3 separate regions of the Homo sapiens genome follow, and regions 2 and 3 are each linked to region 1. A link is a loop called in an ENCODE intact Hi-C map of the cell type or tissue named here. Cell type or tissue: mammary epithelial cell. All regions are shown on one strand. Each heading gives the region's core, and the rest is flanking DNA. Links, peaks and the distances in the headings are about the cores only. Region 1 holds the start of PCDHB2 (protocadherin beta 2). Region 2 holds the start of PCDHB10 (protocadherin beta 10). Region 3 overlaps DIAPH1 (diaphanous related formin 1).

What was found. A loop is a pair of places that touch in the nucleus more often than their neighbours do. Peaks named below come from ENCODE experiments on the same cell type or tissue, not always from the same donor. Only the 100,000 strongest peaks of a DNase experiment are listed, where the experiment ranks them.
Region 2: it touches region 1 in a loop (6-fold over the local background); 5 of 110 quality-filtered maps call a loop at or near these places.
Region 3: a loop joins it to region 1, with 18 times the contacts of the local background. A loop is called at or near these places in 5 of 110 quality-filtered maps.

What each region holds. Positions count from the first base shown.
Region 1 is chr5:141,088,921-141,099,585 of GRCh38, reverse strand. PCDHB2 (protocadherin beta 2) reads right to left here and starts at 4,971. Exons shown (of 1, transcript NM_018936.4): 1 at 883-4,971. The coding sequence starts at 4,795. The coding sequence ends at 2,399. It also overlaps PCDHB@. In mammary epithelial cell, for the core only: a CTCF peak has its summit at 5,013; a DNase peak (open chromatin) is centred at 4,955; H3K4me3 peaks cover 1,033 bases; H3K27ac peaks cover 387 bases.
Region 2 is chr5:141,187,571-141,198,235 of GRCh38, reverse strand. It overlaps PCDHB9 (protocadherin beta 9), which reads right to left. Exons shown (of 1, transcript NM_019119.5): 1 at 6,695-10,665. The coding sequence ends at 8,524. PCDHB10 (protocadherin beta 10) reads right to left here and starts at 5,883. Exons shown (of 1, transcript NM_018930.4): 1 at 2,589-5,883. The coding sequence starts at 5,683. The coding sequence ends at 3,281. It also overlaps PCDHB@. RefSeq lists enhancers at 3,495-4,020, 8,542-9,100, 9,101-9,661. In mammary epithelial cell, for the core only: a CTCF peak has its summit at 5,925 (motif pointing left); no DNase peak of the experiment used is centred there; H3K4me3 peaks cover 329 bases.
Region 3 is chr5:141,521,255-141,531,919 of GRCh38, reverse strand. It overlaps DIAPH1 (diaphanous related formin 1), which reads left to right. Exons shown (of 28, transcript NM_005219.5): 20 at 2,223-2,317; 21 at 2,647-2,748; 22 at 2,979-3,218; 23 at 3,338-3,467; 24 at 4,223-4,347; 25 at 5,459-5,623; 26 at 5,747-5,882; 27 at 7,691-7,777. Among named protein-coding and RNA genes, the nearest start is that of DIAPH1-AS1, 32 kb to the left of the region's middle. RefSeq lists an enhancer at 10,404-10,665. In mammary epithelial cell, for the core only: a CTCF peak has its summit at 6,993 (motif pointing right); DNase peaks (open chromatin) are centred at 2,729 and 7,019; H3K27ac peaks cover 2,977 bases.

The sequences.
Region 1 (10,665 bases), core at 1,547-9,546:
GACTGTAGAATGTGTGAAGGCCCTGAGAGAGCAAAGCATAGCTATTAATAGATAATGAATGAAGTACAGTGAATACAAAACTTAATGTCTCAAGAGTAAGTGGAAAGGAAGGCTGAAAAGGTAAACCAAGGCCAAATAATGGGCGCTTGGATTTTATTATTCTAAGAACAAAAGGAAGCCATTGCAAGGTTGTTGGTACAGAAATAAAACAGTGCAAATATGTGTTCAATGTAGCCGCTTTTGTACTTCTACACAATTATCAAGAATGTTTGCTCTTAATACTAGTGATACTAAAAATAACAGCAATTTCACTTTTATGTCTTTATATTGAGTATAACTGCAAGCTATTCAAATACCTGCTATCATTTGGGTAGAAGAAAAGAAACTTTGTGACTCATCCAAAATCCTACAGGTAATGAGTTGGTTGATCAGAGACTTTTGATACCAACACAGCGCTCTACACCATTGCTAATCTCAAAACAAGACCTTCAAAGTTAATATTAAAATTTTAATAGGATAGCTCATTCAAATGTATGTAAAAATGATATAAAAATATAAAGATAGACTGAGTAACATTAAGAATTAAGATTTGTTTTAATGTATGGATCAGAAAGTAAACTGCAAGAAATGAAAACAGTTGGGTGAGTCATTTAGGGAACTATGGAAGGAAATTTAAGTAATAAAATTAAAAGCCATCTGTATTCCTTAAGCCAGTGGACAGGAAAGGAGGCTCAATTTAAGCATTAAGAGAAAAAGTAAAAATATGTTGAAGGAAAGCGACAACAGAATGATAACTGCATGTTCAAACAATGGTAACCAATTCAATTAATAACAAAATTATAATTCATTGTACACCAAAGAGTATTTGATTCCAGCAAAATGTTTTCCTTTAAGTGTTCTAGTTTATTTAAATATCAATATATCACAGGTAAAATACTTTTCTCTCTTTCAATCATTCAAAAATTTTATTAAGAGCCTATAATATTCCAGTGACTGTGTGAATCATTCAATAAATGAGGGAGCTGTTGAGAAACAGAACTCAAGCACCTTTATAAAAAAGCATTGAAAAGTCTAGGGAAATGAAAGGGGGAAAAATAGAAGTAGTCAGTGCAAAAAAATAGAGTGAGTGGTGCTAGATAAATTTTTCTCCCTAAAGGCTTGTTTCTAAGTGAATCCTAAATGCTCCAGAAAATTTTAAAAACAGCAATACCAAGCTATGTTTGAGGGTTCTAAAGGTAAAGGACAAAGACATGTACTCCCTCAAATTTTTTGGATTTTAATGAAGTGCTCAAAGTTAATAGGTTATTAATAATTTTAAAAGATTTTAAAGGGGGGGACTGGAATAAGCAGAGGGCTCTTAAAAAAACTATTTGAAAGAGAAAGCATGATGAATTAGCATGCCTTTGAAAATTGCTAGACATGTATTATTTATCTACATTTTTGAATATTAATGATTGACTTTTGACAAAAATTTATTAGAGCACTTATGATGTTAGTGCCTTGTAGAATCCAACAGTTAAAATTCTTACAATCTCTAAAGACTAATACTTTTCATATGTCAACACTTGAAAGAAGTATACATATTGGACTGGGGGGCGGTGGCTCACGCCTGTAATCCCAGCACTTTGGGAGGCTGAGGTGGGCAGATCACCTAAGGTCAGGAGTTCAAGACCAACCTGACCAACATGGAGACACCCTGTCTCTACTAAAAATACAAAATTAGCCGGGCATAATGATGCATGCCTGTAATCCCAGCTACTTGGGAGGCTGAGGCAGGAGAATCGCTTGAACCCGGGAGGCAGAGGTTGCGGCGAGCCGAGATTGCGCCATTGCACTCCACTACAGCCTGAGCAACAAGTGCAAAACTCCATCTCAAAAAAAAAAAAAAATTACATATATTGAAAAACGTAAGGACGGTGCTTGCTATATTATTCATAAATATACCTATTTAAAGGGTTAGCCAATGTGAATTCACAGGATAGAATTTACACTAGCCTAAGAGGATATAAAAAACACAAATATTCTGGGCTGGAAAATATAACTCATGTAATGATAACAAATATTTTCAAATGTAGGACTTCAAAATTATCTAGGACCATAGACTGTGAGGTCTGGAAAAGATGCTCTAACTTAAAGATTTCTGAAAATACAAAATTTACTTTTACACTTTAAATGCAATTAAATTGCAATGAAACTAACCAACAATTAGAATACAAAGAAAATTTACATTTATTATACCGCAAAAAAACTCATACATTTATAAATACCAGTAACATGCATAGAATTGGAATAAGATGGTTACTTTCTAATAAAAGGAGACACCTCCAATGGGCAAAGCAGTAAAAAAGGACTTTCCACAAATTAAACGAGACTAGCCTCAGTAGATCCTTATTAACACTTAAGTGAATTCAAAGCTCTTCCTGAAACTGGGATTTGCCTCGCTAACCCTCTCTGCACCCTGAGCAACGAAGTTGGGGATAATTGGCTTCAGGAACTTGAACTCATTTGTCCCGGAGCCTCCAGTCAGACACACCTCGTACTGGTAGCTCTGGGACAGGGTCCCGGTGCCGCTCACGTCCACCATCTGCCCTGGAAAGGGGCCCTCGGGCACCGAGCAGCGACCCACCGAGGCCGCCCTGCTCCTCCTGCACAGCCGCACCGCCACGAACAGGAGCACCGAGAAGAGGAAGAGCGAAGACACCGAGGCCAACGCCACCACCAGGTAGACGGTGAGCAAGTCGGCCTGGGCCTGGGCCGGTGCCGCCTCCGGGAGCAGCAGGTAGGGCTGGGAGAAGCCGTCCACCAGGAGCACGTGCAGCGTGGCGGTGGCCGAGCGCGGAGGCTCGCCATTGTCCTTGACCAGCACCACCAGCCTCTGCTTGGCAGCGTCGCGCTCCCTCAGCAGCCTGGCGGTGCGCACCTCGCCATTGTGCGCCCACACGCCGAACAGCCCGGGCTCCGTGGCCTTGAGCAGCTGGTACGACAGCCAGGCGTTCTGGCCCGAGTCGCCGTCCACCGCCACCACCTTGGTCACCAGGTAGCCCGGCTCGGCCGCCCGGGGCACCAGCTCGGTGCAGGGCGCGGAGCCGTTCTGCAGCGGGTACAGCACGAAGGGCGAGTTGTCGTTGGCGTCCAGCACCAGCACGCGCACCAGCGCCTCGCTGCTCAACGCCGGGGAGCCGCGGTCTGCGGCGCCCACGCGGAACTCGAACGCCTGCAGGGCCTCGTAGTCCAGCGACTGGAGAGCGAACAGGTGGCCGTTGTCCGCGTTGATGGAGACCAGGGAGGCGAGGGGCAGGTGCGGGTCCTGGGGCGGCAGCAGCGAGTAGGTGACCTGGGCGTTGGTGCCCGAGTCTCTGTCTGTGGCGCTGACGCTGCCGATGTGCAGGGCGGGGCTGTTGTTCTCGCGGACGAACAGGGTGTAGGAGGTTTGGGTGAAGGCGGGGGCGTTGTCATTGACGTCGGAGACCAGCACGGTTATGTTGTGCTCGGTTTTCAGCCTGGGTGTCCCGAAGTCGGTGACGGTGATGGTGATGTTGTATTCGGATCTGGTCTCCCGGTCCAGGGCCGTGCTTATCACCAGAGTGTAAAAGTTCTCAACAGAAGGTTTCAAGAAAAAAGGAAGATCATCTTGGATGGAGCACACCATCCTTCCGTTGTCTCCGGAGTCAGGATCTGAAACGCTGAATACAGCAATGAGGGTGTCCTGCAAGTTTTCTGGGATCTGATTGATAAGTGTCGACATAGTTAGTTCCGGAGGATTGTCATTCAAATCCATCACTTGGACAAATACCACACAAGTTCCAGATAGGCCCCCACCATCTGTCGCCTGAATATTTACTGTGTATGTCTGGATGGATTCGAAATCCAGTTTCTGTCTTAAAAGCAGTTCTCCCGATTTTGCACTTAATCGAAACGTTTTGCGAATGTCTTCAGATGCTTGGGAAAATGCATAAGATATTTCTCCATTAGTTCCAATGTCTAAATCCCTGGCAGAGACGATGGCAACCTGGGATCCAACGGGGCTGTCCTCCGGGATCTGCACCTCATAGAGCAGCTTTGCAAACTCTGGGACGTTGTCATTGATGTCCACAACTTCAATCCGTACCAGGGCCGTGCCGGACCTGGGTGGACTCCCGCCATCTAGCGCTGTGAGGGTTAACCTGATCTCAGGCTGCTCCTCGCGATCCAGGGCTCTGTTCAGCACCAGCTGTGGTAATATTATGCCATCGAGACTGTCTTGTAAATTAAGATGAAAGTGGAAATTGGGACTGATTGTGTAATTTTGGAGACTGTTGGTTCCTACATCCAAGTCCTGGGCACGTTCTATTAAGAAAGTAGTTCCAGGAGTGATACTTTCTGGAATTTTCAAAAGTATTTCTTTGTCTAGGAAAACTGGGGAATGATCATTTACGTCCCTAATCCGTAGCTCCGCCTGAAAAAACTGCAAGGGATTTTCTAGTAACACCTGGAAAGGTAGGACACAGGGCTCTGTGGGGCCGCACAGCTCCTCCCGGTCCAATTTCTCATTTAACAACAAATCCCCGGTCTGCCTATCGAACTGCAAATGCATTTTTTTTCCTTTGGAAACGACCCTGGCCCCCCTCACAGCAAGTTCTCCTATCTCCAGCCCCAGGTCTTTTAACAAATTGGCCACAAAGGAGCCACTCTCCGTTTCCTCGGCCACTGAATAGTGCCTAGGCTGGCAACTAGCCTGAGCTATGCCCAGCAAAACAAAGAATATCAGGACTTGCCTTTGTTTCGGAACGCGCTCCTTCCCCTCTCCGGCCTCCATTGCTTTCTGGTCTCTCACCAAACGTGCTCCAGCTCTGGCTCACGTTGTCGCTAACTCTATCTCCCCGTATCTCGCTGATACTGGGATGAGTGGACAATCCTAGGGCCCGGATTTCCCGGAGCGACCGCCTTAGAAAGCCTCCTCTTCCTGCTTGCTGCTTCTTTAGCTGAGTATCTGGGTAAGGGAGCGTCGGCTGGGTGCTTTGTTTCTGCTACTTCTAAGGCTGCAGCGCCACCCCGCGTCTCTTCCGAGTATTTATTTTCTCCTAAACTTTAAGAAAATCCCAGTGCTTTCTTTCAGGCTGATGGCAATCGAAATTGAGTATTTTCAAGTAGTGTCTCTCAGTGTACCGAAGTCTTATTGGCGTTTCGAAAGGCTCTTCATTGCACCCATAGAGACAGGGCAAGAATAAATAAATCTTCACTTCCCTCACAAATCCAAGCTTTTTTTTTTTTTCAAACTGGAAAAAATAAATTTCAGAACCTGGAAGGGAGTGATCTCAGTCCTAGCATGCTTCGGAAAGAAGGCTTAGACTAAGAAAGTTCTATTTTTATTCAGAGTTTGGGCATGTGTGCAACTCAGTGGTGGTTAGATTACCATCATCACACTCAAACCCAGCTGAAAAACAGAGACCCAGGAAAAGCACAGAATCCAAATAAGAGTATTTTAATGGGCACTGAAATAGTCTCCTTACTCATATTTCTTTCTTTGCACTGCTCCCACTTCACATTTTCCTGAACTTTGATGTGTCTGAGCCTCATGAAACTCTCCAAGAGCAGCCAGATATTTCCTTATTGTAAATGTATCAATATTATTTTCCTTTCTAATGCCTAGGAGAACTTTCAACATAACCTCAATTCAATTACCACATCTAGCAAAGAGCAATTTCATAATATTAAATAGCCAGTAAATATTCCAGTTTCCCCAATTATCTTTAAAAATGTCTTTTCAGTGATGGTTTCTTCAATCTGCTTCCAAACAGGGTATATATGTCATTGTTTGTTGTTAGGTTTTTTAATTTTGTCTTTTTGTTTCTTTTTTAATGTTAATATAAAGAAGTTATCAAGCCACAGAATGACATGAAGGAAACTTAAATGCATATTTCTCAGTGAAAGAATCCAGTCTGAAAAGGCAATGATACTGTATAATTCAAATTACATGATACTCTGAAAAAGGCCAAATTATAGAGACATTTAAAAGACAAGTGATAGCTAGGAAGAAGAGGGAGGGGGATGAAGAGGTTAAACATGGGGTACTTTACGATACTACAATGGTAGATACATGACATTATGCCGTTGTCAAAATCCACAGAACTATACAACACAAAGAGTGAACACTAAACTATGAAATTTAGTTAATAATTTACCAGTATTGGCTCATCAATTGTAACAAATGTACCACAGTAATGCAAGATTTTGATAACAGGGAAACTTTGAGTGGGAGAAAATCGGTATGTGAGGGGAACTGTTTGTACTATTTGCTCAATTTTCTGTAAACTCTAAGGCTGCTTTAAAAAATAATTTTACTTTGGGAGGCCGAGGCAGGCAGATCACGAGGTCAAGAGATCAAGACCATCCTGGCCAACCTGGTGAAACCCCATCTCTACTAAAAATACAAAAAAAATGAGCCAGGCATGGTGATGGGTGCCTGTAATCCCAGCTACTTGGGAGGGTGAGGCAGGAGAATCACTTGAACCCGGGAGGCGGAGATTGCAGTGAGCTGAGATCATGCCATTGCACTCCAAGCCTGGTGACAAAGCGAGACTCCATCTCAAAATAATAATAATAATAATAAATATTAGGATGTGTCTCTAAAAGATCCATTGGGTTAAAAAATTGGGGGATGAAGAAAAAAATTAAATATATAGAACAGTTAAAAGAACTATACATAAACTACAACTCTAACCTCCATCCAAACTTAACAATTGTTTATATTTTACCATATTTGTTCTATCTTATTCTGTACACACACCCGCTTTTCTGATGACTTATATGAAAGTAACTTGCAGACATCATATTTCACCTCTAAATATTTCAGCAGGTATCACATAATTATAATATTATCTCATATAATCATAATGGTTCTATCATACCTAAGAAAATTTAAAAAAATTCTACAGTTATCTAAAATCCAGCCCCAATCAAATTTCACTGTCTTTCCATTATCTTTTCCTCAATTTTGATAAGAATTCACACTCACTCAAGTTCCTTTGACAAATGCACTTACTTTTTTAACTATTTGTTATAAGGAATGTCTTAGAAACTTTTTCAACCAACTTTGATAATTGTATTTGGCTATTAGATCTATTTACTCTAGAATACTCCCCCATCTTTAATGACATTAGATTTCTGAAGTGTCCAGACTAGTTGTTTTGTAGGATGTCCTACATTCCAAATTTGATTGTTTCCTCATGGTATCATTTAACCTGTTCTTCTATCCCCTGTATTTTCAGAAAACTGGACTGGATGATTTATTAAATGTAACAATAGCATAATATTTTAAAAAGCTCTCATTTATCATCTTGTAACTGGCTAAAAAAAGGATAATCACAGGTTCCTTTTCTTAACATTTAGAAAACAAATGCCTATCTCTACCTGTTGATATTATTTTTTGCTTTCCATGATTATTACTTTTATATGGATGTTATAATAATTCAAAATATGTTAATTCATTGACATTGAGCATTAAACAAATTCATTGAGGTGAATAACACCCAAGGTCCAAGTCTTTAAAAACAGCTTTTTATATAATCTGCAAAACCTGATTAGGGTCCGAAATAGATGTAGTGAAGATCAGTTATATCATACAGGCAAATTATAACTGGTAGGTTACTCGAAATTTTATATTTAACCAGGTATATGGCTATTTCCTTTGGACAGGTTTTCTGAACTAAAGCAGTTATGGTTAATTTGGGATAACATAAAGGAGAGGAAAATAGGTAATATGAAGAAAATAACATAATCTCTTCTCACAAGCTGGAGAATAGAAAACTTAATATCTAAGATATTTCAGAGGATACAATAACCAAGAACACATTAGGTTTTATTGTGAAAAAAATTTTAAAACCTCTCATGTTGTCATGTGTCCTCACAATTCAGAAGGTTTTACCCATCTTTCATTTCAATGCTATTAACACACCTAGAAATAGAAGTAAGTTTCTCTTTTTCAAAGATTATATAACCAACACCAATATTTTATATTCGTATATAGGTTTCCAGCTTTAAATGCATTATATCCGCTATGCTATTTTAAATCATTTATTTTCTTAAACCTTGATGAGAATACACCTTCCTTCTTTACAAATGCTCTTATTTTCTTAATCTCCTTTAATAAGGAATCATATATATTAGATTATAATTTATAGCATATTTATAAGTCTGAATGAAATATGTTTACATATAGTAATTATTTATATTATAATGAGGGGAATCTATTGCATAATTTAAAAATTATGTTATTACAGTAGGTTTAATTTCTTAGGTTTCGCTTTACTTTTCATATGCTGCACAAGCAGAGACATTATCCTAGGAGTCACTTTCATAATTTTGAAGATTCATTTAATAAAATCTAACATATTAAAATGTTACACAAATAATTTCATATACAGGAATAGAAAAATATTTTCAAAAACATACCAAAAATGAAAGCAAGTCATTACAGTCTTATTACAAAAGTACAGCCATTCAAAAACTAAATAAGAACACATTGTTTGAGTATCTGTCATAATTAAGCTTGCCTCTCTCTTTTTTGGACTAAAGGGTGATTTGATCTTTTGACTGCCATGAGATGAAAATTACAAGAATTAGGAGAAAGGGTAGTCAAAGGGATTTACATGACCATTTTCCTATCAAAGATAATGCCAAATGATATGGAGATATTATCCCCACTAGTATCCCTCTTTCAATAGAGAGGGATCTTCAGCCTTTCAATGCCTTCTGCCCACAAGCTGGCTTTACTTACTCAGCCATAAGATGGCAGAAGAAGGAGGGGTTTTCAGTGATCTAACACTAAGATTCTGCAGAAAATATAAGAGAAATATTCTAGGACAAGAAGGGAGTGTTCTGGCATAGTTTATTACCCTAATCTAGTGTGAAAATTGGGGGCATATTCAACTAATTTACTTTTACCTTATTGAGGATACAAATAAGTTTCCCCATAATCTATCAAGACATACATTTCATGAAGCTCAAGCAAACAAGATTTCAAAATAAAGGTCGGCTACACGTGGTGGCTCACACCTGTAATCCCAGCACTTTGGGAGTCCAAGATGGGTGGATTGCTTGAGTCCAGGAGTTTTGAAGACCAGCCTGCAATGTGGCAAAGCCCCATGTCTACCAAAAAAAAAAAAAAAAAATCAGCCAGGTGTGGTGGCTCACGCCCATAGTCCCAGCTACATAGGGGGCTGGGGTGTTAGCGTCACTTGTGCCCTGGAGGCAGAGGTTGCAGTAAGCCGAGATCACACCACTGCACTCCAGCTTGGGAGACAGAGCGACACCCTGTCTCAAACAACAACAACAACAACAAACAAACAAGCAAATGAAACAAGAAATAAATATAACTCAAAAAGGGGAAATGGTGTTGTTTATTCTCTTCCCACAGTACAAATAAGCAAGAAAAGGTTTTTAAAATGATACCTGCACAAGAATCTTGCCCAATTTTGTTTAAGGAGAACCATCAGAGTCTATTAGGACAATCTGTCCCCTTGAAAATAAAAATCTTGACCAGGACTGCAGATAAAGCTAGATAGACAGATATAGATGGAAATAGAGATGAGAGAGACAGAGGTATGACCTCTTCCAAAAATCTCAGACTTTTTTTTATGATTAAAATAGGTTAAAACTTAAATCAGGTTTAGGTAATCTGGTAGATGATTGAATTTTCACTAAGATCACTATTGAAATTTTACTTTAAAAGAAAATATGGACTGGGTGCTGTGGCTTATGCCTGTAATCCCAGCACTTTGGGAGGCCAAGGCAGGTGGATCACGAGGTCAGGAGATCGAGACCATCCTAGCTAACACGGTGAAACCCTGTCTCTACTAAAAATACAAAAAATTAGCTGGGCATGGTGGCAGGCGCCTGGAGTCCCAGCTACTCGGGAGGCTGAGGCAGGAGAATGGCGTGAACCCGGGAGGCAGAGCTTGCAGTGAGCTGAGATGGCGCCACTGCACTCCAGCCTGGGCAACAGAGCGAGACTCCATCTCAAAAAAAAAAAAAAAGAAAAGAAAATAATATGGCTAAATACAATATCGAAAATTAGTAAATAATGAAGAAATCCAAAGGTGTAGAGAGGGCAAAGAATACGGGGTGAGGGGAAGAAACCTGAAACTCTGACTACAAAATACAAAGCATAAATAATCAATTTAGATATGCTAAAGAAATATAAGGAAATACTTGAAAATTATAACATATTTTCATATCACAGTAATTATTTGAACATCTACTGTGTAAAGAAGCAGGCCAACAAGAAAACAAAGGAATACTAAAACCATAGTATATGCTAAGTGAGGAATCTAAGTGACAGACCCCATATTCCTGAGGTCTGTCAAGATGTAGCCAGTAGAGCTGAAAGAAACAGCTGACCAGCAGCAGTTGTTGTCTGAATCTGGAATACATAGGTGGCATCTCAGTGTCCTTGACCATAACCTGAAGTCTATGATTGGCTAGATTACCATCACTCACAAACCTAGTGTGCACACTTCCCAGTGTTGGGCTAACACGCTATACAGATGGAGACTCAAGTCTTTGAGTAACTGATAGGACATGAAGACCTTCCAGACCTAGTCTCCTTCTACTGCCACCACCTTGAACATCACATAATCCGTTCTGCATTAAATATAACACAAAGGAGAATTGCCATTGCCATCAAAT
Region 2 (10,665 bases), core at 1,022-9,021, 99 kb before region 1:
GATGAAAGAGCAATTGACAATAGTTCCAAGAAATGTCTAAAATAAAGTTCCTTCATTGGAGATACTAAAAATAAACTACTGGGTTTTCCCTACACAATCCTAGTAGGTACCAGACTTGGAGGAACCAGGTGTATAAGAAGGCTGAAGTCAAGTAAGGGCTTAAAAAAGAAGTTATTAGTTGAAAGTATGTATGTAGGATAGTTGAATTCTCTGGTCTTTTCACCATCATACAGAGACAAGAAAATAACTGAGAGCCAGAGAATGGAAAGCTTATACTCTGGAGAAATTAGATTATATTCTGGAGAAATTATACTATCTCCAGTCTTGGAAACCCCAGGCAGAGCTGAGTGAAAGTAGGAGGTATGAAACTAAAGATAGGGAGATTAGGCAAAACACTGCCTTCTGTATTGTGAGACTCCTAGCCATGATACTCTCAGATTGTAGGACACAAGATATATGCCTGACATCTTCCCCATCGCACCCAAAACATTGAATATTGTAGAATTCTATCCTGGGGAATATGAAAGGCGCAGATAAAGACTTACATGTACTGATATGTGGGGGTTTCCCAAGGTAGTAGCTCTATCCTAGCATGGTTACATTAGAGTGAAGCCCTGTCATCAATACTCATGAAGTGTTGACTGTCAGCATTTGCTGTGTCACCATTCATATATATAATAAGACAGTCAAAGATAACAAGACATTTGAGAAAATGCCTACAACATGAAATAGAAAAGCCAAAACTGTAATACTACCGCCAAGCACAAAAAGCAACAGGAGGGAATAGATATAATTCAGAAAACAAAAGAAAGCCTTTTAAAATGTCTGATTAGTATCCCCAGAGAAACAAAATGTAATAAGAGCTAACACTTATTGACTTATTCTAAGTTCATTATTCTAGTGCCTCATATGGATTTACCTAGTTGATGTTAACAGTAACCCTATCAAGTACGTATTTATACCTGGAAGACAAAGAATAGCTTAGGGCTTAAGTGCCCCTTACTAGCTATATAGCCTTAGGCAAATTCTTAACTTCCCTTTGATTCACTTGCAAGTTTAAAATAGGTATAATAATAACTCTTACTATATAATGCATTTTTAAAGAATAAATAGATTAATTATAGATGAAAGAAGATTTACATTTGCAAATTTGTAATAGGATGTTATGAAAAACCAAGAGCTCTTAAAAATAAATATTTGCTATCCAAAAAGAAAAACTTAAATATGGAGATTGGATGATTAAATAAATTGTCTAATAAGTAGAACAAGAGATGGAAAAGAAGAAAAAAATTATAATTTAGAGTCTCAGAAAATCAACACAGGAGGTGCAATATTTAATGAGATTCTGGTTAAAGTGAGACTGTAGAAAACTCAATGGATAAATTATTACTAAAACATAACAAGAAAATTTCTCAGAACTTACAGTAAGAGTCTATATGTTAACAGGGTATGCCTGCATGGCCAGATTAATAAATAAAATGCCTGTATTAAGGTCTTTTCAGATTACCAGGAAAAAGTTTTTCAATGCTTCCAGGAAAGGAGGTAAGAGAGAAGGACACAAAGAGAGATGGAATCAAAATCAAGTCAGTCTTCTGAAGAAACTCGACATGCAATGAGTAAAAGAGACAGCTTCAGCTTTCAAAATTTGAGGGAAAATTATTTTCAAACTAGAATTTTATACCCAGTCAAACTATCAAGCAAATGAAAACAAACAAAAAAGATGTCTTCACAATGTAAGGAGACAATTTTTTAAAAATCTCTTCTGCATTCGTTTATATGAAGGTCTTGAGAGATGCGTGCCAGCTGAATAAGAGAGTAAACTAGAAAAAAGAGTATACTGGACCTTGGAAAAGTAGACTCATACAGGAAAGTATTGAAGGGAAAAAGTCCCAGGGTAACAGTCTATAGATTAACCAGTCTAAATGAAACAGGAAACTCACGATGAAAGAGCTCCTGAAAATAAATGTCATTGACAGAGTATCTTAAAAATTGGAATATTTTTAAGGAGAAAATACATTCAAATGAAAGATATGGAAAAAAACAATAGAGGTACATAGAAAATAATGCAAGTATGAAATAACAATTACGAACTCTAGGAACCATACTTTTCAAGTATGGAAATGTAATTCTAGTACAGTATACAAATGCATATTCTGAAGCATGTAACAATATAGATAATAACCACTAATTTAACTAAGAAACTGTGACATCTATATTGGAGAATAGGAGAAAAAGAATTTGCAATGTTTGCATATGTTTGTTAGTTTGGAAATAAAGCTAAAATGCTTTTCTATTATAGAAAGAAATGGTTCAAATACAAAACAATATCAAGATATAGTATTATAAACATATTATTTATAAATATTGAGATCAATTCAAGAAGAAACCACACTGTGGTAAGGGACTGGCAGAACAGCTAACTTAAAAAACTATAAAATGTTAGTTATATATAGTATATATTTTATATATAGTAATATAAAAAAACTGATGAAACTTGTTTTTCATTCTAACCTTTAGTTCCTCTTGCTTATTAAAAATTTGGTATTTAAAATAAATTTGCAACATATAAATGAATATCTCCAGCAATCTCAACCACACATTTCAAAATGTTTTATTTTTATTCATTTTCAGGCAGATTATAATTTTATTTCAATTATAAGGCATAGTCTGTTTTATACATCAGCAAAAGTTAACATAAGAAAATATTGGCCAAGTAAAAGTAGCATGCTTAAAGATAAAATAATAAGTATATAAACTAAGGGTATTATTGATGTTCAGTATTGCTCACAATATGCTTTGTTTCATTTTGTCATGAGCATAGTAGTAGAGAAATATTTCTTTTTAAATACATGATGTAGAAATAAATGACATGGTTTTCAAACACGAATATATAGAATGTTAGAATGAGTTTGGAAATGTAGATATGCCTTCTTAAATAGAGCAAGTACACTATAGACAGAAGTGATTAGAATCATGAGATGCAAGCTCTGAAATGAATCAAAACCTCAGATTTCTGTAATGAGATATAATAGTAATTAATTCCTTGGGCAGTTGGAAAGAATTAAAACCTTAACACTATCATTTAGAAAAAAATACTCATTAAATTAAACCCAGTTGTTATTAATGCAAAAAAATGATGAAACATTGTAAAACCACAGGGGTATACTACTTGAAAATAATGCTTGAAGTTGCATAATAACTTAAATTTGAGATTTAAAAGTAAACTAATAGAAACATGGCTATGTAACACACCAAAAGTATATGAAACTAAAAACAGACTTTACTGAATATTAAATCCAAAGCTATTTCGGAAGGTGGAATTTTCTTCACCCTTCCTCCCAGGGCCCTGTGCCTGAATATCCGAAATAACTGGTTTCAAGAACTTGAACTCACTGGTCCCGGGGCCTCCCGTCAGACACACCTCATACTGGTAGCTCTGGGACAGGGTCTCAGCGCCCCTCACGTCCACCAGATGCCCTGGAAAAGGACCCTCGGGCACCGAGCAGCGACCCACCGAGGCCGCCCTGCTCCTCCTGCACAGCCGCACCGCCACGAACAGGAGCACCGAGAGGAGGAAGAGCGAAGACACCGAGGCCAACGCCACCACCAGGTAGACGGTGAGCAAGTCGGCCTCGGCCTGGGCCTGGGCCGGGGCCGCCTCCGGGAGAGGCAGGTAGGGCTGGGAGAAGCCGTCCACCAGGAGCAAGTGCAGCGTGGCGGTGGCCGAGCGAGGAGGCTCGCCATTGTCCTTGACAAGCACCACGAGCCTGTGCTTGGCTGCGTCGCGCTCGCTCAGCAGCCTGGCGGTGCGCACCTCCCCATTGTGCGCCCACACACCGAACAGCCCGGGCTCCGTGGCCTTGAGCAGCTGGTACGACAGCCAGGCGTTCTGGCCCGAGTCGCCGTCCACCGCCACCACCTTGGTCACCAGGTAGCCCGGCTCGGCCGCCCGGGGCACCAGCTCGGTGCAGGGCGCGGAGCCGTTCTGCAGCGGGTACAGCACGAAGGGCGAGTTGTCGTTGGCGTCCAGCACCAGCACGCGCACCAGCGCCTCTCTGCTCAGCGCGGGGGAGCCGCGGTCTGTGGCGCCCACGCGGAACTCGAAAGCCTGCAGGGCCTCGTAGTCCAGCGACCTGAGGGCGAACAGGTGGCCGTTGTCCGCGTTGATGGAGACCAGGGAGGCGAGGGGCAGGTGCGGGTCTTGGGGCGGCAGCAGCGAGTAGGTGACCTGGGCGTTGGTGCCCGAGTCTCTGTCTGTGGCGCTGACGCTGCCGATGTGCAGGGCGGGGCTGTTGTTCTCGCGGACGAACAGGGTGTAGGAGGTTTGGGTGAAGGCGGGGGCGTTGTCATTGACGTCGGAGACCAGGACCGTTATGTTGTGCTCGGTTTTCAGCCTGGGTGTCCCCAAGTCAGTGACGGTGATAGTGATGTTGTACTCGGCTCTGATCTCTCTGTCCAGCGCGCCTTCTGTAATTAGGATGTAAAAATTCTCCACAGAAGGTTTTAGTAGGAATGGCAGATTCTCTTGAATGTAGCAAACCATCTTTCCATTTTCTCCAGAGTCTCTGTCATTAATCTTAAAAACAGCCAGCGGCGTCTCAGGAGAATTCTCAGCAACAGAGTTGGAAAATGATGATACGATCAGTTCAGGGGGATTGTCATTGGTGTCCAATACTTCCACTAAAACCCTACATCTTGCAGAAAGGCCTCCACCGTCCATTGCCTGTATATTTATTTTGTAAGAATTTACTAACTCATAATCAAGCAATTCTCTGAGAAAGATTTCCCCAGAAAAAGGATTGATTTGAAAGGTTGTTCGAATATTTTCTGAGGCATCAAAAAATGAATAGGATACTTCCGCGTTGACTCCAGAGTCTACATCTTCTGCCCATACCTTAACAATAAGGAACCCAATGGGGCTGTTTTCTGGAGCCTGGGTCTCATACAGAGCCTGGGCAAACTGTGGGGCATTGTCATTGACGTCCAAGACAACGATGCGTACAGTAGAGGTCCCAGACCTGGATGGAGACCCACCATCCAGCGCTGTGAGGGTTAAGCTGAGCTCTCCCTGCTCCTCCCGATCCAGTGCTTTGTCCAACACTAGCTCTGGATATATCATGCCTTCATCACCGCCACTAATGTTAATATGGAAAAAAGAGTTGGGGCTGATCGTGTAGTTTTGGATACCGTTAAGTCCTCCATCTGGATCCTGTGCTCTTTCTAGTCTAAATGCTGTCCCTTCAGCTGTATTTTCTGATATTTTTAAGACTGTTTCTTTGTCCTGAAATACTGGCGCGTGATCATTTATATCCCTGACTCTCAGCTCAGCCCGGTAAATCTGAAAGGGATCATCCATTAAAATTTGGAAATACAGCATACAGGGCTCTTTAGGGCCACACAGCTTCTCTCGGTCCAGTTTCTCATTTGTGAGCAAATTCCCGGTATGTGAATCCAGGAGCAGGTATTGTTTGTTATCATCGGAAACCACCCTGGTTCCCCTTGCAGCCAGCTCCCCCTCTGCTAGTCCCAGATCCTTTGCCAGATTGACCACAAAGGATCCTTTCTCTGTTTCCTCAGTCACCGAATAACGTCCAAACCCAGAACCTGCCAAGGACACTCCCCAAAAAAGAAAAAGAAACAGGACTTGCCTTTGTCTTGGGAAGCACAACTCTCTGACAGCCATAGCTGCTGCATACGTTATTTCCTAGTTGGTTACAGCCACAGCTCCCAGCATAAAAGAACAGCAGTAGGAAACCCTGCACCTACGCCGTGTAGCCCAGGGGTCTTTTTTGTCCTTTCCCTTTCCCAATCTTTGGCAGCTAAAGCTTCTCTTTTAAGTTCATCTGTCCGTGTCTTCCTTTATTAGTGACTTGCATAGCATCCTCAGAGCAATTCCCAAACCGTCTCTTTAGCCTGCAGCGCCACCGTGTGGCCTCCACCAGATTTCAGTAGTTGTACCCATTTGGGTGTGTGTATTCAGACAATTTCCTTTAGTGCCTCATTTAAATTTTTCATGTTTATTTTCGTTTGTCTTGTAAAAATTAATGTTGAGACAGAGAAATAGTCACATTGTTGAGATTCTTCAATTCTTTTTGGGAAAAGTTAAAAATTCAACACTTGAAAATATGTTTCTAGCAATAACTCTGTCCACCTCACTGTGCTAAATTTAGCTCTCTACTAGTCCTTTCATCTCAGACACAACTCTCACACAATGTCAAGAATCAAAGGGAAAATGTTGCTGACATCTGGGATCACCAAAGTAACAGGAGATTTTACTTTTCCAGAAACATCGGGATAAGAACACCAAAACAGACAAAGAAAATATGTTTCACACCTTCCTCAACAAACTTCAAAATCTCATCACACTGATTAAGGAGAATCATCACTCTGTAATCTTGTATAATGCATTTAAGCTGTCCCTCCTCTATTCTCTCATAAAAACTTGTGTATACAACTATGATTGCCCTGCAAATATTATTGCTTCTTAATTCATGCAAATCTATTTCTTCTTCAATGTGTGGGCTACTTAAGGATAGGAACTATGTCCTAATCATCTGTGAGTGACAAATCAGACAAGCAATAAATACTGCCTGTATTAGGACATGCATAAATAAACTCAGATGGGTAGAACCTGAAACGTTTTCCAGTGCCTTTCAATTCCGACCACTTGAAAGTTTTTTTCTTTCATTTACTCTTTGCAATTTCTGTTTCCTTACTTTCACTTGTCTTTGTTTTTCTTGTATTAGCTTTAAAGTAACTTACAGGGTTAAATAAGAGATTGATCCTTATTTTAAGGTCCCCTCTTAATTGAAATTTAGCAGGATCTAACTTCTCTGCACCAAATAAAGGGAGGTAAAGAACAGACCACACTAACACCTATCTTAACACTATTAAAATTAAGAACAGCATTCTAGTGTCTTTTTTCATAGAATTTTATTCAAAGTTCTTTTTAAGTTATTTTATATTTTATTTTATTTTATTTTGATGGAGTTTTGCTCTTATTGCCCAGGCTGGAGTACAATGGTGCAATCTCGGCTCAAAGCAACTTCCACCTCCTGGGTTCAAGCGATTCTCCTGCCTCAGCCTCCCGAGTAGCTGGGATTACAAGCATGTGCCACCATGCCTGGCTAATTTTGTATTTTTAGTAAAGACGGGGTTACTTAACGTTGGTCAGGCTGGTCTCAAACTCGTGACCTAAGGTGATCTGCCCGCCTTGGCCTCCCAAAGTGCTGGGATTACAGGAATGAGCCACTGAGCCCTGCCTCAAAGACCTTATATCTAGAAAGAAGCTCTATTTTGTCTATAATAGGCCCAAATGGATTAAGTCAAGGAATGTCGTGGAGGAAAAGGCTAGACACTACCAATAACACTCTAATAGCTGAATATAAAAGCCGCACAATATAAACCTCTACTTTGTGATTGCTGTTGTTTTTTCAACTGGATGGCACTGGGCTATTAGCCATTAAAAATTTAACAGGAACCTCAGGAACCTCTGATTTGTTTATACAGAATTAAAAGGAGCAAATTAAATATTTTCACATGATCCTATAGAATGACTAAATTTTTTTTTTTTTTTTGGTTTCCAGACTAAAGCCCATTTACACACGCTTAATATCTTGCAGTGGTTTTTCTTCTAAGGCTAATTAGGGGTTTATTTATCATATCACTTACAAGAGAAACATTATATTTCAAATAGGGAACTATCAATGCCGGGAAACTAGAACTTTAAAATAAAAGGTAAAGTTTAAGAAAATTATTGTAGGCTGGGTGCGGTGGCTCATGCCTGTAAATCCCAGCAATTTGGGAGGCTGAGTGGGGTGGATCACGAGGTCAAGAGATAGACCATCCTGGCCACCATGATGAAACCCGTCTCTACTGAAAATACAAAAATTAGCCGAACGTGGTGACATGCAACTGTAGTCCCAGATACTCTGGAGGCTGAGGCAGGAGAATCGCTTGAACCTGGGAGGCGGAGGTTGCAGTGAGCTGAGATCGCGCCACTGCACTCCAGCCTGGGCGACAGAGCGAGACTCCGTCTCAAAAAAAAAAAAAACAAACAAACCAAAAAACAAACAAACAAACAAAAAACAGTTGTAATGAACAAGGATGGCAAACCAATAAGAACACCGGTTTCAAAAGAAAAATAGAAGAAATATCAAATAGTAAAAGCACATATTACATGCAGCAGACTATTTTAACAAGTAAAAAGTTTTAGGAAAAGAAGAACTAATGAATAATGTAGAGGCAATGAATTTAAAGTCAATAAAGACATTTAAAACGACCAAAAATTTTTAAATGATATCAACTTTGAAAAATATTATATTTCACTTATGGGATTCTAGTAAGAAATGCCTCATCAGGATACAAAATAAGAAAAAGTTAACTTGTGAAGTTAAGCATAATACGCAAAGTTGAAGATGAATCAAACAAAAAATAGTACCTTCTTTGTGGTGGGCATACACAATTTAGTTAGCCAACAAGAATATATTAAAGAAGTAAATGTCTTTATTAAGTGGGTTCCTTTCAATAATTAAATCCAAAGCTATTGGGGAGAGTAGAATTTTCCTCTATTTCTTTCCCACCCCTATGGGGCGGGAGGTGGGGGGTAATCGGCTTCAAGAACTTGAACTCGCCGGTCTCTGAACCTCCAGTCAGACACACCTCGTACTGGTAGCTCTGGAACAGGGTCCCGGTGCCGCTCACGTCCACCAGATGCCCTGGAAAAGGACCCTCGGGCACCGAGCAGCGACCCACCGAGGCCGCCCTGCTCCTCCTGCACAGCCGCACCGCCACGAACAGGAGCACCGAGAGGAGGAAGAGCGAAGACACCGAGGCCAACGCCACCACCAGGTAGACGGTGAGCAAGTCGGCCTGGGCCTGGGCCGGGGCCGCCTCCGGGAGAGGCAGGTAGGGCTGGGAGAAGCCGTCCACCAGGAGCACGTGCAGCGTGGCGGTGGCCGAGCGAGGAGGCTCGCCATTGTCCTTGACAAGCACCACCAGCCTGTGCTTGGCCGCGTCGCGCTCGCTCAGCAGCCTGGCGGTGCGCACCTCCCCATTGTGCGCCCACACACCGAACAGCCCGGGCTCCGTGGCCTTGAGCAGCTGGTACGACAGCCAGGCGTTCTGGCCCGAGTCGCCGTCCACCGCCACCACCTTGGTCACCAGGTAGCCCGGCTCGGCCGCCCGGGGCACCAGCTCGGTGCAGGGCGCGGAGCCGTTCTGCAGCGGGTACAGCACGAAGGGCGAGTTGTCGTTGGCGTCCAGCACCAGTACGCGCACCAGCGCCTCGCTGCTCAAAGCCGGGGAGCCGCGGTCTGAGGCGCCCACGCGGAAGTCGAAAGCCTGCAGGGCCTCGTAGTCCAGCGACCTGAGGGCAAACAGGTGGCCATTGTCCGCGTTGATGGAGACCAGGGAGGCGAGGGGCAGGTGTGGGTCCTGGGGCGGCAGCAGCGAGTAGGTGACCTGGGCGTTGGTGCCTGAGTCTCTGTCTGTGGCGCTGACACTGCCGATGTGCAGGGCGGGGCTGTTGTTCTCCCGGACGAACAGGGTGTAGGAGGTTTGGGTGAAGGCGGGGGCGTTGTCATTGACGTCGGAGACCTGCAGGGTTATGCTGTGCTCGGTTTTCAGCCTGGGTGTCCCCAAGTCAGTGACGGTGATGGTGATGTTGTACTCAGCTTTGCTCTCTCTGTCCAGTGCACCTTCAGTCATTAGGATGTAAAAATTGTCAACAGACGGTTTCAGAAAAAAAGGCAGATTATCTTGAACATAGCAAATTGTCTTTCCATTTTCTCCGGAGTCTCTGTCTTTAATCTTAAAAACAGCCAATACTATCCCAGGAGAGTTTTCAGCAACAGAGTTGGAAAGTGATGATATGATCAGTTCAGGAGGATTGTCATTGGAATCTAATACTTTTATCAAAACTGTACATCTTGCAGAAAGGCCTCCGCCGTCCATTGCCTGTATATTTATTTTGTAAGAATTTACTAACTCATAATCAAGCAATTCTCTGAGAAAGATTTCCCCAGAAAAAGGATTGATTTGAAACGTTGTTAAAATATCTTCAGAAGCATCAAAAAATGAATAGGATACTTCTGCATTGACTCCTGAGTCTGCATCTCCTGCAGACACTTTAACAATAAGGGACCCTACTGGACTGTTTTCTGGAGCCTGGGTCTCATACAGAGCCTGGGCAAACTGTGGGACATTGTCATTGACATCCAAGACCACAATGCGTATAGTGGAGGTCCCAGACCTGGATGGAGACCCACCATCCAGCGCTGTGAGGGTTAAGCTGAGCTCTTCCTGCTCCTCCCGATCCAGTGCTTTGTCCAACACTAGCTCTGGATATATCATGCCTTCATCACTGCCACTAATTTTAATATGGAAAAAAGAGTTGGAGCTGATCGTGTAGTTTTGGATACTGTTATGACCTTCATCTGGATCCTGTGCTCTTTCTAGTCTAAATGCTGTCCCTTCAGCTGTATTTTCTGATATTTTTAAGACCATCTCTTTGTGCCGAAACACTGGCGAGTGATCATTTATATCCCTGACTCTCAGCTCAGCCCGGTAAATCTGAAAGGGATCATCCATTAAAATTTGGAAATACAGCATACAGGGCTCTTTAGGGCCACACAGCTTCTCTCGGTCCAGTTTCTCATTTGTGAG
Region 3 (10,665 bases), core at 810-8,809, 430 kb before region 1:
TTGCTAAGGTAAGGGGAGACTATAGGCAGAGATGAGTTATGTCATTGTTTTAAACTAGGTGAGATGTGATCAGGGCCTGAAACTAAGGTGATGAGAATAAGAGAGGGAGAGGATATTAAGATGGTAGAATTAGGCTAGGTGCAGTGGCTCATGGCTGTAATCCCAGCACTTTGGGAGGCTGAGGCAGGTGGATCACTGGAGGTCAGGAGTTCGAGACGAGCCTGGTCAACATGGCAAAATGCTGTCTCTACTAAAAATAGAAAAATTAGCTGGGCATGGTGGAGCACGCCTATAATCCCAGCTACTCATGGGGCTGAGGCAGGAGAATCGCTTGAACCCGGGAAGCGGAGGTTGCAGTGAGCCAACACCATGCCGTTGCACACCAGCCTGGGTGACAGAGTGAGACTCATCTCAAGCAATAAATAAATTAAAATAAAAAACTAGCCAGATGTGGTGCCGCATGCCTATAGTCCCAGCCACTTGGGAGACTGAGGTGGGTGGAGGATTGCTTGAGGCTGGGAGGTCCAGGCTGCCATGAGCTATGACTGCACTGCTGCACTCTAGCTTGGGCAACAGAGTGAGATGCTGTCTCAAAAAAAAAAAAGAGAGAGAGAGAGAGAAGGTAAAATTAATGGAATTTAGTGATTGACTTGGGATAAAGGAGAAGGTGCTTTGAGGTTTAGGTCACTCTGCGGAAAGTGGTACCATTTACTGAAATAGGAAAATTCAGCAGGAACAGATTGTCTTTTCGGGGAGGTGGATGTGAGAGGTAGCAGGTTGGTGTCTTACTTAAAGTATATTCTCTAAGTGGCTGCCATCTTTTCATTGGCTTTGTGGTTATGGAATAAATCAGAGTCGTGGAAGTGAGAGAGAATAGGCTAGTTTAGATTGCTATAAAGTGAAAGAAAGAGAAACTGGTAATTTAGAGAGGAACATTGAGTAAGATTTAAAAAACTTGATTATGTATATATGATGAAGGGAAAGGTCTGTGGGGCTGCCTCTTCTGTTGACACATGAGGAAAGGATGAGTACATGGGAGTATATATACTTAGACGTAAATATATGAACACATGCCTCCTATAAGCTTACGAAAATGTTGGTATAGTTTTCTTCTAGGCGATTCCAAAAGGCTTATCTGAGTCTTTTCTAGTCTGGCTCTAACCAAGAGCCCTAGTGCTTTATTTTTAAGTAGGATAAGAGAAAGCTGAGCAAGTAATTTGACCAGTGGCTTTGATTTTTCTCAGTGAAGAGGAGCAGGGTCTTCCTGGAACAAATGGGGAAGTGGTGGGGCAGTGGGGAAAGTGGGAATATGTTGGAGGACCTGCCAAGAAGGGTGGGAGAAAGTGGAATTGGGACACACAAAGAGAATTGCTAACAGCGCGGAGGCCCCAGTTATCATTGGTGCTACTGCAAATTCATAGACTCCAGTCCGCATCAGCCTAGGTGTCAGAGTAGAGAAATGAAATGGCTAGACTGACCAGGGACCCAGAAGGAGAAGGAAGCAAAAGAAAGGTAATAGTAGGAGTAATAATACTAATGGGAGTCATAGTAGAGAGCAAATGAACTGATGGTTTAGAGGCTCCTAATGAAATAGGAAAGGCAGAGTGGAACTGATATATCAGTGAAAACAGAATGGTCAGGAGACTGGAAAGAGAGGTCCTGATAAGGCTGAAGAGTCAAGTGAGAGATTAGAAAGGGAGAGTTGAAAAAACAGGATGTATTTGTTAGGGAATAGGATATGGTGGTTTAAGGTCAAGGCAGCTTTGAGGATCACGTCCTGAGAGTGGGGAACTAAAGTAGAGTGGGGTGAAAGTCTTTGACGTATATATACTTTTTTGAGACGGGTCTCGCTCTGTTGCTCAGGCTGGAGTGCAGTGGTGCGGTCACAGCTCACTGCAACCTTGACCTCCTGGGCTCAGGTGATCCTCCCACCTCAGCCTGCCGAGCAGCTGGGACTACAGGTGCACACCACCACGCCTGGCTAGTTTTTGTATTTTTTGTGGAGATGAGGTTTCCCCATGTTGCCTAGGCTGGTCTCAAACTCTGGGGCTCAAGCGATCCGCCCACCTTGGCCTCCCGAAGTGCTGGGATTACAGGCATGAGCCACTGTGCCTGGCCTAAAAGAGCCCTGTTAGGAAGATTATCCAGCATAGGTTTGCAGGATGGGTTGGAAGCGGGAACAGACCGAGAAGAACATGTCTTAATATCTCATTTTCTGGCAGCAATCTTTTTGGGTTCCTTCCGCATGCCCTATCAAGAGATTAAGAATGTCATCCTGGAGGTGAATGAGGCTGTTCTGACTGAGTCTATGATCCAGGTAAGGAGTAAGGTGGTTCTGCTGGAGCAGGCTCTTCTGTGTCGCTGGGCACTGGCCTCATCTCTGTGTAGATGAAGAGGATCCTCCTCCAGCATTGCTGACTTATGAATGCTGGCTTTGAGAAACTGCCTTTTCTCTGGTGGTCAGATTACTTCTGGTATATTTTGCAAAAGTACCCCCATCTCAGTAGCTGCCTCTCTTCTCCCACCATATGTTTCTTTCTGTATGGTCCTTGAGCAGAGTGTGGGACTGACAACAGAGTAAAAGTTGTTTAGGCTTGAGTTGTTAGCGAATTCCCCTCCAGCTGAGATGTCTCTTCTGTCTTTCAGAACCTCATTAAGCAAATGCCAGAGCCAGAGCAGTTAAAAATGCTTTCTGAACTGAAGGATGAATATGATGACCTGGCTGAGTCAGAGCAGTTTGGCGTGGTGGTGAGTGAGGCCTGTGGCAGTAAGCGGTTTTCCACCTCCTGTATTCCCCTCCCCTCTAGAGAGCAGCCTGGGCATATGCTCCTTGCCGCTTGTCTGTTTTTGAACCTGTCTTAATCTCTCTCTTCTCCCTGCTCTGGAGCTGTGATCCTCCCATAGGAGGCTCAAGCGTGTATCTTTTTCTGACTTCCCCCTCTTTTGACTGTAATGGAACTGCTTGTGTTCTTTACTAGATGGGCACTGTGCCCCGACTGCGGCCTCGCCTCAATGCCATTCTCTTCAAGCTACAATTCAGCGAGCAAGTGGAGAATATCAAGCCAGAGATTGTGTCTGTCACTGCTGCATGTGAGGAGTTACGTAAGAGTGAGAGCTTTTCCAATCTCCTAGAGATTACCTTGCTTGTTGGAAATTACATGAATGCTGGCTCCAGAAATGCTGGTGCTTTTGGCTTCAATATCAGCTTCCTCTGTAAGGTGAGCCAAAGAGGTAGGGCAGGACAACACAAGGAAGGCTGTAGCCTCTATGAGTTCAGTGTTGGCAGGAGGCCATCTTGGACATGTCAGGATTTAACAGTTTCTCCTCTTTCTCTAAGCTTCGAGACACCAAGTCCACAGATCAGAAGATGACGTTGTTACACTTCTTGGCTGAGTTGTGTGAGAATGACTATCCCGATGTCCTCAAGTTTCCAGACGAGCTTGCCCATGTGGAGAAAGCCAGCCGAGGTGGGGCAGTTTGGAATGAAGCTAGAGCCCAAAAGTCTCTGCATGGGGAGGGAAATAAGACACAGTCTAGATGTGAGAGCATTTTCAGTTCAGACTATTTCAAGTGGAAATGAGATAGGATTTAGGCATGGTGCCTAAGTCACAAGGGCAGAGCGTATGGCTGAGGAGAGATCTTTATGTGTAGAAATAGGAAGCACTCTTTCTCTTCCTAAGGAAACACCAAACACCAAAAAACAGCTAGAAAGGCAGGTGTTTTTAGTCTAGGTTAATAGTTCTTTTCATTAAGAAAACATAGACTACATTAACAAAAATTAGGCCTCACTGTCCTGGAACTAGACAAAGAAAAAGCAGCATTCACTGGAAATTGGAACAGATTTCTGCCCCCGCCTCTATATTTCTATGTATATCTCCTTCCTCCCAAACCCTGTTCTCTAAAATAAATGAGACCAAGATCTCAGGGGATTTCATAGATTCATGTTAAATTAAATGAAGTCTCTCTTCTGTTCCTAGTACTGCATACCTTGTGAAGGCTGGAGGTTCAATGATCAAATAATTTATAGTTTCACTGGAAAGATGAAAACTTAAGTATGTGACACAACTAAAGTACATAAGGAACTAAAATTATTAAGTACCAGAATGTGTGTATAGACTGAAGCTATGCTCTGAAAGGTGAAACTAAGGGGTGTTGAGGCTGGGATTATTAGTAAGCTCTTGCTGTCTGTTTTTATGGTTTTTTTTTTTTTTTTTTTTTTTAGTTTCTGCTGAAAACTTGCAAAAGAACCTAGATCAGATGAAGAAACAAATTTCTGATGTGGAACGTGATGTTCAGAATTTCCCAGCTGCCACAGATGAAAAAGACAAGTTTGTTGAAAAAATGACCATATCCTCTCTTGAAAGGAGGGAGTTGTTCCCTAGGAAGGGAAAGAAAACTTCCTGTAGTGGGGGAAAAACAGGATAGATAGGGCAGTATGCAATTTTTTTCTCTTAAAAAACTCTTTTTCTTTAAATACATAGTTTTTTGGGTTTGTTAGTATTTTGAGACAGGCTCTCTCTGTGTCACCCAGGCTGGAGTGCAGTGGTGCCATCACGCCTCACTGCAGCCTTGACCTCTTGGACTCAAACGATCCTTACCCCCTCAGCCTCCTTGGTAGCTGGGACTACAGGCATGTGCCACCAGGCCCTGCTAAACTTTTTGTAACCTTTTTTTCTTTAGAGATGGGGTCTCACTTTGTTGCCCAGGCTGCATAGTTCCTGAGAGCATTCCATTGTTGTGGAGTAGAAGCACACCATGCAGATCAACCATAAAAGTCCCACCAACTCCCCTGCCTGTACCCCGTCTCCACTACACACGCTCACACATGCTTCCCTCTCTTTCCCCTCCCCAGAGGTAACCACTGCCACTGGACTTTATTCTGATTTGCACCTCATACATTTATTTTAAACAAAAACTGCATTGTATTGTGTTTTGCACATATGTCTTGGCCATGTTTCCATAATAGTATTTATAGAAAACCTCCTTTTAGGTCAAGAGATGGAGACCATCCTGGTCAGCATGGTGAAACCCCATCTCTACTAAAAATACAAAAAAATCAGCTGGGCGTGATGGTGCGCGCCTGTAGTTCCAGCTACTTGGGAGGCTGAGGCAGGAGAATTGCTTGAACCCAGGAGGTGGAGGTTGCAATGAGCCAAGATCGCGCCACTGCACTCCTGCCCGGCGATAGAACAAAACCCTGTCTCAAACAAACAAACACAAACAAACAAACAAACAACAGTTTAAACTGCCACCTTCTTTTTTTATAGGTGTACCATAGTTCATGGTTTACTATTCCCCTATTTAGGGGTACCTACATGGCTTTGGTTTTTGCTGTTATAAACAGTGCTGTATTGAACATCCCTTTGCATGCCAGTACTCATCTTTGAGTAATTCCTTGGGCTAGAGAAGTGGGTCTGCTTCTTGGTCTTGGTCTTGGTCCTTTACTCCTTGGCTGCACAGCTTTGTGAAGGATGCACAGGAACAGTATAACAAGCTGCGGATGATGCATTCTAACATGGAGACCCTCTATAAGGAGCTGGGCGAGTACTTCCTCTTTGACCCCAAGAAGTTGTCTGTTGAAGAATTTTTCATGGATCTTCACAATTTTCGGAATATGTTTTTGGTGAGCAAGGGATACTTGCTGACTGAATCTTTTGTGGGCATTTCTCACTTTCCCCTGGGTTCCTGTTGGCTGGTAGTAGGTATACAATGCCCATGTGTTCCTTCCTCCTCTTCCCTGCCCCAGCAAGCAGTCAAGGAGAACCAGAAGCGGCGGGAGACAGAAGAAAAGATGAGGCGAGCAAAACTAGCCAAGGAGAAGGCAGAGAAGGAGCGGCTAGAGAAGCAGCAGAAGAGAGAGCAACTCATAGACATGAATGCAGGTGAGGAGTGAAGACGGGTTGATGGGCTGAGATAGGAATGTTGGGAAGACTTCTCTGCCTAGAGTCTAGAGGCAGAGTCTCATGTCTGAGCTCACCTCCTGGCAAATGATTTTTGGCAGTCTTCACTCCGAGATCCTGATGCCGGACTTTAACCCCAATTCTGATACATGCGCATTCCAACTTGCCCTGGTTAAACTATTACCTTTTCTCTCCTTTGCTCGCTCTTGCATTCTCTCTCATTCCCCTGTGATTGTGGTATTGCTGTGATATATACTGTTTTCCTTCTGTCCATCCAAAGGTTCCTCTGGCCTGTTCTCATTCCCTCCACTAAATCTTTCGGGTTTTTTTCTGTAAAATATTTTCCTGACGCTCCTCCCATCTTTTAATTGTGGCGTGTCTTCCCTTTCTGCTTATTTCACAAAGTACTATGTCCCTAGTACCTTAGCACAGTTGTATGCACAATTAGATTTTAAATGGATTGAACTTTTGGAGCGGGTGGGGAGCCGGTCACCCTCTTCTTTCTTCAGCAGAATCTCTGTTTCACTACCAGAAGCATGTCTTTGTTGAAACATATGGTTTCAATTACTGGCCCTCTGTTTCCTGTCTCTGCTTCTTTCTTGCTGCAGATTCCCTACCCCTTCGCCCCCACTGCTCTCTCTGTGGGCAGCGGAAATACAGCATACACTGCTCACACAGCACTGAGCCCATGCCACCCTCCTCTAAACCTGAGGGGCCACAAACCTTCTGCAAATGAAGAGGTGTTCACAGAGCTGCTGAGTTTGTTAGGAATCAGTATTTTACAGAGCACAGGCACAAGGGCTGCTCTGATACCTCTTGCTACCAGGGACTTTTTATACTTTTCTGTAAAGCAATTTCCTTGCCCTTAGTTGTAAGCCACAACTTCGTAATGCTATTAAAGCCCACACCAAGTATCCTTCACCTTCCCCTGGGACTCCAGGGTTTGTCCCCAGGTACTGGCTAGGATGCAGTGGGGGAAGGTGGAGTCCCGCTGACATGTGGGATGAGGGCTGCACACGGTCAACAGGTGGCGTAATGGACCTTGCCCAGTTTCCAGTACCCGGGTCAAGCAAATGAGGGTGGAATGTAGGTCAGCTGCACTGGTGATGCTCAGCCAGCAGGTGGCGCTGGGAGCAGTGAGCCCCAGCCTTGGATCTGGCAGCCTATGGACTTTTTGGGATTTCACAGTTTCAGATTTCACTATCCTAAGCTGTTGTCATGGAAACCGAGCCAGGCTAGAACAAGGATTCTACATTAACTCTTTGTATTCCAGCCAGGCTGCTCCTCTTAGATGCAGAGGACTTAGACATCAGGAAGACTTAGCCACTGGAGGCAGTACTTCAGGAAAGTGCACTCTTTGATCAGTGGTCTTTCCTCGGCCCTGCTCTGAAACCTAACCAGGCAAAACACTTTAGGATAAAAGGGAGTGATATAGTTGCTTAGTAATTTCACAATCGTAGTCTCTACTTATCCTGGTCTTGGAGTTGGGCAGTTGTATAATTTTGTTGCTAGTCCTGATTGGGGTGGGGAGGATGGCATTGCGGGAAAATATCCCAAGGTCTGCATTGGATAATAGGCAATGAGATCTTTTGTTTTAACCATTTTTTAGCAGATACAAGTAAACATGAGCGTGTGAGACTTAAGGCTGAGCTCTCTTTGCCTCTTCTTAGCTGCCAGCTGCTGTGGGAGAGGGGAAATCAAGCAATAGCCATTCATTTTGTGTGGGGCTTGATATTTGCCATGCTGCTCTGGCTGAAGAGTTCACATCTCCATCTTGTTCTTTATAACAGAGGGCGATGAGACAGGTGTGATGGACAGTCTTCTAGAAGCCCTGCAGTCAGGGGCAGCATTCCGACGGAAGAGAGGGCCCCGTCAAGGTAAGTAAGCACATGGAGCTCATCCTGGGTGTCGAAGGGGGTGAGGGCTCTCTACTCCTGCCAGTCTGCGGCTAAAGAGCAAATAATGATGCTCTAAGCATCTTTTTAGTCCCTGCATCCAGAACGGATTATCTAGTCCTCTTCTTCCCATGTTACAGAGTAGCGACTTAGAAAACTGGGGTTTAAGGGACTGGCAATAAATCAGTTACATTGGATTATGCCGCATTTCTCCCCACTCTTGAAGCAGATATTTGGAACAAAGGAACTGAGCTGCAGGACCCAGGGATTTGAGTTGGCATTTGTGTGTATGAACAAAAGTTGATCTAAATACAAAATGTATATTAGATATAGATTGAAATTCAAAGAAAAAATAAGTCAGAGTCCTTACTCTGGACTTCACAAGCAGAAGACATACGTAGAGAGAACTAATAATAGAAAGTATAAAATTTTGTAGACAGGTTTAGGCATCATTATTCCCAGATAGAAAAATATAGAGGAGCATCTCAGTTGAAGGATTATGCCGTGTCTGAAAACTACCTTTTCCTTGAGTGCAGTTAGCCTCTATTGCCCTTGCCTTCCCCATCACTGCCCTGCAATCTCCTTTCATGTCCTTTGGAAGATCTAAGTGGATTACATTGAGCTAGAGATTCTAAAAAGAATTATGGAGCTAGGACAAGTGATCCAGGCATTAGTATGGGAAAAGATTAATGAATAAGTTCCCTTTCAGGGAAGCTTACAGTGGCCAAGAGACTAATTCAAAGGAAGGTATAGGCAAGTCTGCCCCTCATGTGGAGTTGACCTGCACTATCGTGTCTAGTGAAGGTCTTTTGAGGCTAGGAGTGGTGGCTTCTTTACTAATTTGAAGAGTGGGAATTACAAAAAAAGGCATCATTAGAGGTTTCTACTTCAGAGGGACTTAAATCTATGTTCCCTGTTTCCTGGCTGTTGCATTGTGTAGGCCCATTTGATAGTTATACTTTGAGATTATTGTAAACAGAAGGAGTTAACACAGCTTGCTTTGGCCAGTGCTTAGCTATTAATACAGTGGTATCTGTAGGGCCTGTAGTACCTGCCACAGCCTGGAAAGGGGGACCTTAGAGCATGCTAGCCTATGTAAACTCAGTATTCTGGCCCAACAACAGCCATCACTGTGAGTTTCATCTGTAATGGCTGGCTGCCCATTTCTACCTATACTCTGAATAACCAGAGTGATACTCCCTTCTGAGGGTTCTCTTGTATGACTTCAGAATGTTCCCCAAACTGAAAGCTCCCGAGTCAAAGTTCTTACCCATTTTCTGGCATTCTCTGAGTACAGGCTTTCTAAAGCGTGGGGAGAAGTGGATATGAAGAGCTGAGTACTCTCTGGGCTCGAGCATTTAGTCTTATAGATAGGTGTTTGCAAGGAGAGTACAGCTAGAGGTACTATTACTCCTGTATTTTGTCTTTATAGGTTCTTACAACATTATTTCCTACTGACCACACAAGGTGATGTGGCCTTAACATTAAGCATTTCTAGCCTTACAAAAATACATTGCATCTTATTGTTTTTTTTTTTTTTTTTTTTGACCCCGTCGGCTAAGTGCCTGCATCAGAATTTTGGTGGGGAATTCCCTTTTAAGCCTCTTCCTGTGGAACTATACTAGAATCCCAGATGCTTCCTGTCCACAGGTAGCCAGACATCAGTGGCTTCCCTCTGCTGGGGAAGCCCCATTCTTCACTTCTTTCCAAGTAGAAAATCAGAACTCACAGGTGGAGGAAGGAGGAATTTTGTTGGAAACTAACCTTCCAGCAGAGGACCTGAATTAGTCAAAGTACTCTCTCCCATGCAAGAGGGAATAGGAGGAGACTTATACTAGGAGATACTAAATTGGAAAGTAGGTGAAATGACAATTACATATATTTTAAGTGGCTCTAGCCTATAAGCTTATCTTTCTAGGCTCTGGGTCCACTAAATACACTTGAATATATCTGGGAGAATCTCAAGGGAGACATTTGTAGTTATTCTGGTAACTCTTTAGACCCTGGTGCATTCACATCATGTAAAGTGATGTGATGCGGTCTCACATTAAACAGGAGGATAGCCATCAGAGTAGATTACAAAGAACACAGGGCTAGGTAGGGATCAAAAGACCTAAAGTCACATCTAGTTCTGATGCTGTCTGTGTTATCCTAAGCAAGTCACTTAATGTTTCTGGGACTCAGTTCCTCAGGTATAAAATGAGAGTTGGACTAGAATGAATGGTCTGCAGGGTCCCTTCCAGCTCTAATATTTTTTTTGTGCAGTGACAACAGGATTAAGAGGAGAGAGAGGCTGGACTTAGATGGCCCCATTCTCAAAATACAAAGGCTCCACTGGCTATAGGTTTCTCTATGCAGCTACTGAATTTGGCTGTTCCACCCCTTGCCTGGCTGTCTCTGACTATTCCTCTTGGCTGATTGCTTTGAGCTAAAAAAACAGAGGCACTGTGGAACATATCTGCCTCATAGCCCTCCTTTTTTCCAGAGAGGCAGCTGTCCCTATTCAAAGACACTAGCTTTTTCCCTAGAATTTAAAGGAATGTTAAATTCTTCCGGTCTCTGGAGACCTGGGGGAGTGACCAGTATACAAAGACTCATTGAGGAGTTGGAAGAGGAGAGTTACTATCAGGCTTGGTTCATTAAAAGCAACATGTAAACTCCTGTGATCCGCAGGGTGTGGGAGAACAATGGTTGGAGTGTCAAGGGGAAGAATCCATGTGATTGTATTACAGCTGCTATTTCAGGCCCATGATTGAGTCAGCTTGTGGTTTTAATGACTCAACTTTATCTCCATGTCTGAATTGTGGCCTCTTGTATACAAGTCATTTGCTCACTGGGATAAAAGCCAAGGGAAGAAAGAAATTCAACTC